3 separate regions of the Homo sapiens genome follow, and all the other regions are linked to region 1. A link is a contact called in ENCODE Hi-C or POLR2A ChIA-PET data. All regions are on one chromosome and are shown on one strand. Each heading gives the region's core, a stretch centred on a gene start or an enhancer-like site at or near the end of the contact. The rest is flanking DNA. Distances are from core to core; before and after follow the strand shown.

Region 1 (2,529 bases), core at 16-2,515:
CGCATGCCACCACATTGCCTGTTAAATTAGAAGCCGATTTAAGATCCTGAGTTTAAGAGCCAAAGAAGTTGTAGCTAAAGAAACAAAATCCCAGAGGGGCAGGAAGGGCAGATATCAAGAATGCAAGTAGAGAAATTCTTAACTTATTTTTCAGAGAGAGGACAATGAATTTGAGAATTTGTATTGGAGAAAAGAGGGAGAGAAGTTAGGTGGAGGAACTCCTAGATAAGGCTTCAATCAGTGAATTCATCTGCAGAGCAGAAGTTTCTGCGGAACTCAAACTGCCTGGGGGCATTCCTTGAAAAGAAGAATTCTGCACTTTTTGGTGGGAACCTGCCGGTGGAACATCCTGTTTAGAAATGAGGACATCCAAGGAACACTGCAATGTGCAGAGACTAGAAGGAAAAAACAGTCAAGTAGCCATTTCTCCTGGGGAGTCTCTAGTAACTTGATTTTGTGCTTCTTCTTGTTTTTTGAGACAAGAGTCTCACTCTGTCGCCCAGGCTGGAGTGCAATGGTACGATCTCGGCTCACTGCAACCTCCACCTCCCGAGTTCAAGCAATTCTCCTGTCTCAGCCTCCCGAGTAGCTGGGACTACAGGTGCAAGTCACCACACCTGGCTAATTTTTGTAATTTTTAAATTATTATTTATTTTTATTTTTTTGAGGCGGAGTCTCGCTCTGTCGCCCAGGCTGGAGTGCAGTGGCGCCATCTCGGCTCACTGCAAGCTCTGCCTCCCGGGTTCACGCCATCCTCCTGCCTCAGCCTCCCGAGTAGCCGGGACTACAGGCGCCCAGCACCACGTCCGGCTAGTTTTTTGTATTTTTCTTTTTTAGTAGAGACGGGGTTTCACCGTGTTAGCCAGGATGGTCTCGATCTCCTGACCTCGTGATCCGCCCGCCTCGGCCTCCCAAAGTGCTGGGATTACAGGCGGAGCCACCGCGCCCGGCCAATTTTTGTAGTTTTAGTACAGACGGGGTTTCACCATACTGGTCAGGCTGGTCTCGAACTCCTGACCTCAGGTGATCCACACACCTCGGCCTCCGAAAGTGCTAGGATTACAGTCGTGAACCACCGCGCTTGGCCGCAACTTGATTTTTAAATTGCTCTCTGAGTGTAGATTCCTTGTTTGTTTGGCAAGGGTTCTTGCCGCTGCCGCTACAGCTTGAAGCCAAACATTTAATGAAAGAGAGCGGGAGGGGCCGAATAGAAGAATGATGGGCGTGGCCAACCCCGAGGTGGCTGGAGGCCGCGCCCCCTTCCCAGAGTGCACCGCAGCCGCTGCATTCAGGAACCGCTTTAGCTTCGCCCCCGGCCGGCCGGGCGGGGAAGACTGGTGTGGTCTGGCCATGGATGGGCTCCAGGCCAGTGCAGGGCCGTTGAGGCGCGGGCGGCCGAAGCGCCGGCGCAAGCCCCAGCCACACAGCGGGTCGGTCCTGGCCCTGCCCTTGAGGTCCAGGAAGATACGAAAGCAGCTGCGAAGTGTTGTATCCCGCATGGCAGCGCTGAGGACGCAGACGCTGCCTAGCGAGAACTCGGAGGAATCGAGGGTGGAGTCGACGGCCGACGACCTGGGGGACGCGCTACCCGGTGGGGCGGCGGTGGCGGCCGTCCCGGACGCAGCCCGGCGAGAGCCATACGGCCACCTGGGGCCCGCAGAGCTGCTGGAGGCCTCGCCCGCCGCGCGCTCCCTGCAGACCCCGTCGGCGCGCCTGGTGCCCGCTTCCGCGCCGCCCGCGCGCCTGGTGGAGGTGCCCGCCGCGCCGGTCCGGGTGGTGGAGACCTCGGCCCTGCTGTGCACCGCGCAACACTTAGCGGCCGTCCAGTCGTCCGGGGCCCCTGCGACGGCGTCGGGGCCGCAGGTGGATAACACGGGTGGGGAGCCGGCCTGGGACTCCCCGCTGCGGCGCGTCTTGGCCGAGCTGAACCGCATCCCCAGCAGCCGGCGGCGAGCGGCCCGCCTCTTTGAGTGGCTCATCGCGCCCATGCCGCCAGATCACTTTTACCGGCGCCTATGGGAGCGCGAGGCGGTGCTGGTGCGGCGGCAGGACCACACCTACTACCAGGGACTTTTCTCTACCGCTGACCTGGATTCGATGCTGCGCAACGAGGAGGTGCAGTTCGGCCAGCATTTGGACGCCGCTCGCTACATCAACGGACGACGCGAGACCCTGAACCCACCCGGCCGCGCGCTGCCCGCCGCCGCGTGGTCCCTGTACCAGGCCGGCTGCTCCCTGCGTCTCCTCTGTCCGCAGGCTTTCTCTACTACTGTGTGGCAGTTTTTGGCTGTGCTTCAAGAGCAGTTTGGAAGCATGGCAGGCTCCAACGTTTACCTCACGCCCCCTAACTCGCAGGGCTTTGCCCCCCACTACGACGACATCGAGGCCTTCGTGCTGCAGCTGGAAGGTAGGAAACTCTGGCGTGTATACCGACCCCGAGTCCCAACCGAGGAACTGGCTCTGACATCCAGCCCCAACTTCAGTCAGGACGACCTCGGTGAGCCGGTGCTGCAGACCGTGCTGGAACCT
Region 2 (2,529 bases), core at 12-2,511, 89 kb before region 1:
GACAGGAAAAGGATCAGTGGTTACCAAAGGTTAGGTGAGAGGAAGGGATGGACAGCCAGAGCACAGAGAATCTTTGGGGTAGTAAACCTATTTTGCATGATACTACAGTGGTGGATGCATGTCATTACATTTGCCAAAATCCTTGAAAGTACAACACCAAGAATAAACTCTAATGTAACCTAAGGACTTAGGGTGAAAATAATGTGTCAATGTGGGTTTATCGATTATAACAAATTATGAAACATATAATTGGTCTTCTTGCCCTTTCCTGACATATACCTCATAAAACCATTGGCACCTCTGGAGTGATGAGTATCTTTTACATGCTAATGAGATGACAGTGGCTGGACATCTCTAGATAGCTTCAAGGATAAGGGCTGGTCACCTGAAAGACCAAGGCATGATAAGAGGGTTGCCCCCAACCTCCAGAGAGGGAAGAGGAGCTGAAGGGTAAGCTGATTACAAATGGCCAATGACTTAATCAATCATGCCTATGTAATGAGGCTTCCATAAAAACCCGAAAGGACAGGGTTTGGAGAGCTTCCGGATAGATGAACACTTGGAGGTTCCAGGAGGGTGGCACACCTGAAGAAGGCATGGCATGCCCCTTTCCACATACCTTGCCCTATGCATCTCTTCCATCTGTCTCCTTTGTAATACCCTTTATGATAACCCAATAAATGTAAATGAAGTGTTTCCCTGAGTTCTGTGAGCCACTCTAGCAAATTAATTGAACCAAAAGAGGGAGCTGTGGTAACCCCAATTTATGGCTAATCAGCCAGAAGCACAGGACACAACGTGGGGCTTGCAATTTAAGTAGGGGATTGAGCCCTCAACCTGTGGGATCTGATTCTATCTCCAAGTAAATAATGTCAGAATTGAGTTAAAATGTAGGATACCCAGCTGGTGTCTGCCAAAGAATTGACTGGGTTGCTGGTAGATAGAAATCCCCACGCATTTTGGTGACCAGAGGTGCTGTGTTATACTGAGTTTGTATTGGTTTGATTTTTCTTATATCTCCTGTGTACTATTCTGGTAAGGAATGTTGACAGTAAGAAAGGCTGTGGGTTTGTGGGGGCAACAGGTATATGGAAACTCTCTGTATTTTTTTTGCTCAATTTTGCTATAAACCTGAAACTGTTCTAAAAAAATTAAGTCTTCCAAAACTAACAAAAAAAAAAACAGGGGATGGTACTCATGAACCAATAATGACTAACTGGCTATAAACAAACAAAACAAAGAAGTACAGATCTGGAAGGTTCATGTCAAAGGCACCAGAGCACATCCATGTGTACAACGGAAACCACTAACAAAATATGTAAGACTAAATTTTTTTTTTTTTTTTTTTTTTTTGAGACGGAGTCTCGCTCTGTCGCCCAGGCTGGAGTGCAGTGGCATGACCTTGGCTCACTGCAAGCTCCACCTCCCAGGTTCAAGTCATTCTCCTGCCTCAGCCTCCCAGGCAGCTGGGACCACAGGTGCCTGCCACCACGCCCAGCTAATTTTCTGTATTTTTAGTAGAGATGGGGTTTCACTGTGCTAGCCAGGATGGTCTCGATCTCCTGACCTTGTGATCCGCCCACCTCGGCCTCCCAGAGTGCTGGGATTACAGGCGTGAGCCACCACATCCGGCCTAAATTTGTTTTTGAGACAGGGTCTCTGTCACCCAGGCTGGAGAGCAGTGGGGTACAATCAGAGCTCACTGCAGCCTCAAACTGCTGGGCTCAAGCAATCTTCCTGCCTCAGCCTTCGTGAGTAGCTAGGACCACGTGCACGCACCACCATGTCCAGCTAATTTTTTAGAATTATTTGTAATGACAAGGTCTCACTATGTTTGCCCAGGCTGCAATCAAACTCCTGAGCTCAAGTGATTCCTCTGCCTCAGCCTCCCAAAGTGCTAGGATTACAGGAGTGAGCCACTGCACCTGGCTAAAAACTTTTTATCATGGTGGGAAAAGACCTCATAATTCAAATCCAGTTTCTGCAGCTATTTTTCTTCAACAGATGGAGAAAAATACTACTAATCAACAGTATCTCCTTGATCACAAATACATTTCTAGAGTAAATTAAATGACTGATTCCCTATCTGTTATATGGATCCTAAAACATAAAAATAATAACTAAAAATAGCAGGAGCAGATGCCTTTTACTGAGAGCCCATAAAGTATTGCACTGTAGATATATCTAATCTAACAATCCTCAGAGATTACACACTATATTACTATCTCAGAGAGATTAATTGATTTGCCTAAGAACACACAACTATGTAGTGTAACTAGGAATCAAATATAATCTTCTACTATAAAGTCTGTGCTCTCTCACTCTACCCCAATGTCCACATACCAAACAATTATAATAATAATATCTTCCATTGTAGCACCTCCAATGTATTAGGCACTGTATTAGGTACTTTACATAAATTATCTCCTTCACACTTCACGACTGCCTTGAAAGTCAGATATTATTAATTCCATTTTACAGATGAGGAAACAGAAGCTTATAAACTCAGTAACTTGCCCAAGGTCTCAA
Region 3 (2,529 bases), core at 22-2,521, 66 kb before region 1:
CCCTGTCTCTACTGAAAAAAAAAAAAAAAACAAGCTGGGCACAGTGGCTCACGCCTGTAATTCCAGCACTTTGGGAGACCGAGGCAGGCGGATCACCTGAGGTCAGGAGTTGTAGACCAGCCTGGCACCAACATGGCAAAAGCCCATCTCTACTAAAAAATACAAAAATCAGCTGGGCGTGGTGGCTGGTGCCTGTAATCCCAGCTCTTGGGAGGCTGAGGCAGGAGAACGGCTTGAACCCAGGAGGTGGAGGTTGCAGTGAGCCAAAATCACGCCACTGCACTCCAGCCTGAGCATCAGAGCAAGATTCTGTCTCAAAAAAGAAAAAAAAAAAAATTAGCCAGGCATGGTGGCACACGCCTGTAATCCAAGCTACTTGGGAGGCTAAGGCAGGAGAATGGCTTGAATCCAGGAGGCAGAGGTTGTAGTGAGCAGAGATTGTGCCACTGCACTCCAGCCTGGGCGTCAGAGCAAGATTCTGTCTCAAAAAAATTAGCCAGGCATGGTGGTGCATGCCTGTAATTCCAGCTACTTGGGAGGGTGAGGCAGGAGAATCGCTTGAACCCGGGAGGCGGAGGTTGCAGTGAGCTGAGATTGCGCCATTGGACTCCAGCATGGGTGACAGAGTGAGACCCTGTCTCCAAAAAAAAAAAAAAAAAAAAAAGACTCTTGATCTATTTTGATACATGACAGAATGACAGACGGTTGTATTAATACTTGTACTGTTTGTACTGTAGGCTGGTACAAAAGTAATCATGGTTTTTGCCATTAAAAGTAATTGCAAAAACCACAATTACTCTCTCTCTATATATAGAATCTCACTCATTTCTGAATATGAGAAATTTTTAAATATTGGCAGTCTTGTCCTAGATTGAAAAATAAAAAAGAAGAAACATTTAAAAAGAAAGACATAAAATTTTAGGAGCAACTATGACAAGCAGTGTTTAATTTCTTCCTAATACCTGAAAGGTTCTGGGTCAGAATCCTAATATGTCTTCTACTTAATCAAAGATTTCCAAATCCCATCATTGATTCTGACAACGAATTAACATAATTTTTTTAAAAACCTTTGCATTTGGGGACAAATGTATAACCATTAAGAACTTTATAAAATCTTGCCGTAACTAAAGTGCTTCTAATGAAGTCACTATCAATCCTCTCAGTGCCATGATTCTTTCTTGATAAAACACTCTCATGGTTCCAAACACCTATATGCACACAGTAGTTTATAACATAAGACAAAAATAAAAACAAAGGCATACTCAGGGCTTGATGTAAGAGGAAAAAAGGAAGTGGCATGTCGTATTATTTCAGCTGAAGAAACAAGGAAGTAGGATCATTTACCAACAAGCATAATCTTCATGAGCACGTCTCTAAAGGGCAGAATGATATACTCAGGTTTTCCTAAAAAAGAATAGCAGACAATGGTCTACAACACTCATCTCTCCACTAATTCAAACCCCAAATCCAAGAAGAAAAACTAATTTAACTGACCGTTCTGATTTATAAAGAAAAAATAATAATGCATGCTTCTGGATTCATGGTTCAAGTTTACATGACTAGAATGACGGCTTTAGGAGTTGCAATATGCAAACATATAAGTCATAACCTAAACACAGAGGCTGGAAGTTTGTCCTATAATATTTTATCCCTCCTTTTTGTTCTTCTTTCTCCTAAAAGATCTTTACCTCAGTCAGAACTATGGTTGTCTAAGCCAACATCTCTACCCCAAGCACCACTTTATTTTCTCCCTCATACACATTGTTACACCCCTTTTTCCTGACTTAAAATTCACTCCTTGCCAACTTCTATGGTGTCTCTATGACATCTACACAGGTTAAACTGACTTCTTTGATTCACAGCTAATAGAAAGTACATGCAATAGAGCTTAAAGGAGTATCAATTACATGAATATTTCTGGAAAGCAACTGTAAATACAAAGAATAAAGCACTCTGTTACATTGAAAAAAATTGCAGTTCATCATGAAAAACCTTCAGTTCAAGGTACCTAGGATATAGATTAAGATTAAATTTAATATAATTTTTAAACTTTGTTTAACAAATAGAAATAGGGGTCTCGCTATGTTGCCCAGGCTGGTTTTGAACTCCTGGCCTCAAGCAATCCTCCTGCCTCAGCCTCCCAAAGTGTTGAGATTACAAATGTGAGCCACTGCACCTGGCCTAAAATTAAATTTAAATGTCTCACCCAAGTGCCTCAAAACGTGCCGTAATTCCCAAACAGATTTACAGATATTCTGAATATTGACTGACAAGTATTTAGGGGTTACTATATAACTGTCTAAATACCAACAAGGAATTATAGGACTCACTTGAAAATATAATAACTACTATATATAGAGCACCTACTATATTCAAGGCACTGTTCTAAGAATTTACATATAAATGTGTATAAGTGTGTATAATCTCATTTCATCAGCACAAAGAAACACTAAGAGATAGGGGCTATAATTCTAATTTTATTTAATTTTTTTTTTTTTTTTTGAGACAGAGTCTCACTCTGTCACCCAG

What was found. A loop is a pair of places that touch in the nucleus more often than their neighbours do. ChIA-PET counts read pairs that join two places held with the same protein, here RNA polymerase II (POLR2A). Pooled maps may share reads with other maps.
Region 2: a loop to region 1 is called in a pooled map, with 4 times the contacts of the local background. The contact joins the enhancer-like site here to the promoter of RIOX1 in region 1. A Hi-C loop is called at or near these places in 2 of 50 pooled maps. POLR2A ChIA-PET finds 5 or more read pairs at or near these places in 2 of 52 experiments (H1 and OCI-LY7).
Region 3: a loop to region 1 is called in a pooled map, with 2.3 times the contacts of the local background. The contact joins the enhancer-like site here to the promoter of RIOX1 in region 1. A Hi-C loop is called at or near these places in 2 of 50 pooled maps. POLR2A ChIA-PET finds 5 or more read pairs at or near these places in 3 of 52 experiments (Caco-2, H1 and activated T-cell).

What each region holds. Positions count from the first base shown.
Region 1 is chr14:73,489,668-73,492,196 of GRCh38, forward strand. It overlaps RIOX1 (ribosomal oxygenase 1), which reads left to right and starts at 1,266. Exons shown (of 1, transcript NM_024644.5): 1 at 1,266-2,529. The coding sequence starts at 1,351. All of the region lies in intron 17 of HEATR4 (HEAT repeat containing 4), which reads right to left. It also overlaps a transcript of ACOT1 not described here. RefSeq lists enhancers at 346-1,251, 933-1,042, 2,231-2,529 and a silencer at 1,593-1,882.
Region 2 is chr14:73,400,235-73,402,763 of GRCh38, forward strand. All of the region lies in intron 2 of NUMB (NUMB endocytic adaptor protein), which reads right to left. Among named protein-coding and RNA genes, the nearest start is that of NUMB, 57 kb to the right of the region's middle. Within about 2 kb of position 1,262, at least 2 of the 41 ENCODE cell types and tissues checked have a DNase peak (open chromatin) inside an H3K27ac peak, as active enhancers do.
Region 3 is chr14:73,423,325-73,425,853 of GRCh38, forward strand. The region is part of intron 1 of NUMB (NUMB endocytic adaptor protein); the gene reads right to left. Among named protein-coding and RNA genes, the nearest start is that of NUMB, 34 kb to the right of the region's middle. Within about 2 kb of position 1,272, at least 4 of the 41 ENCODE cell types and tissues checked have a DNase peak (open chromatin) inside an H3K27ac peak, as active enhancers do.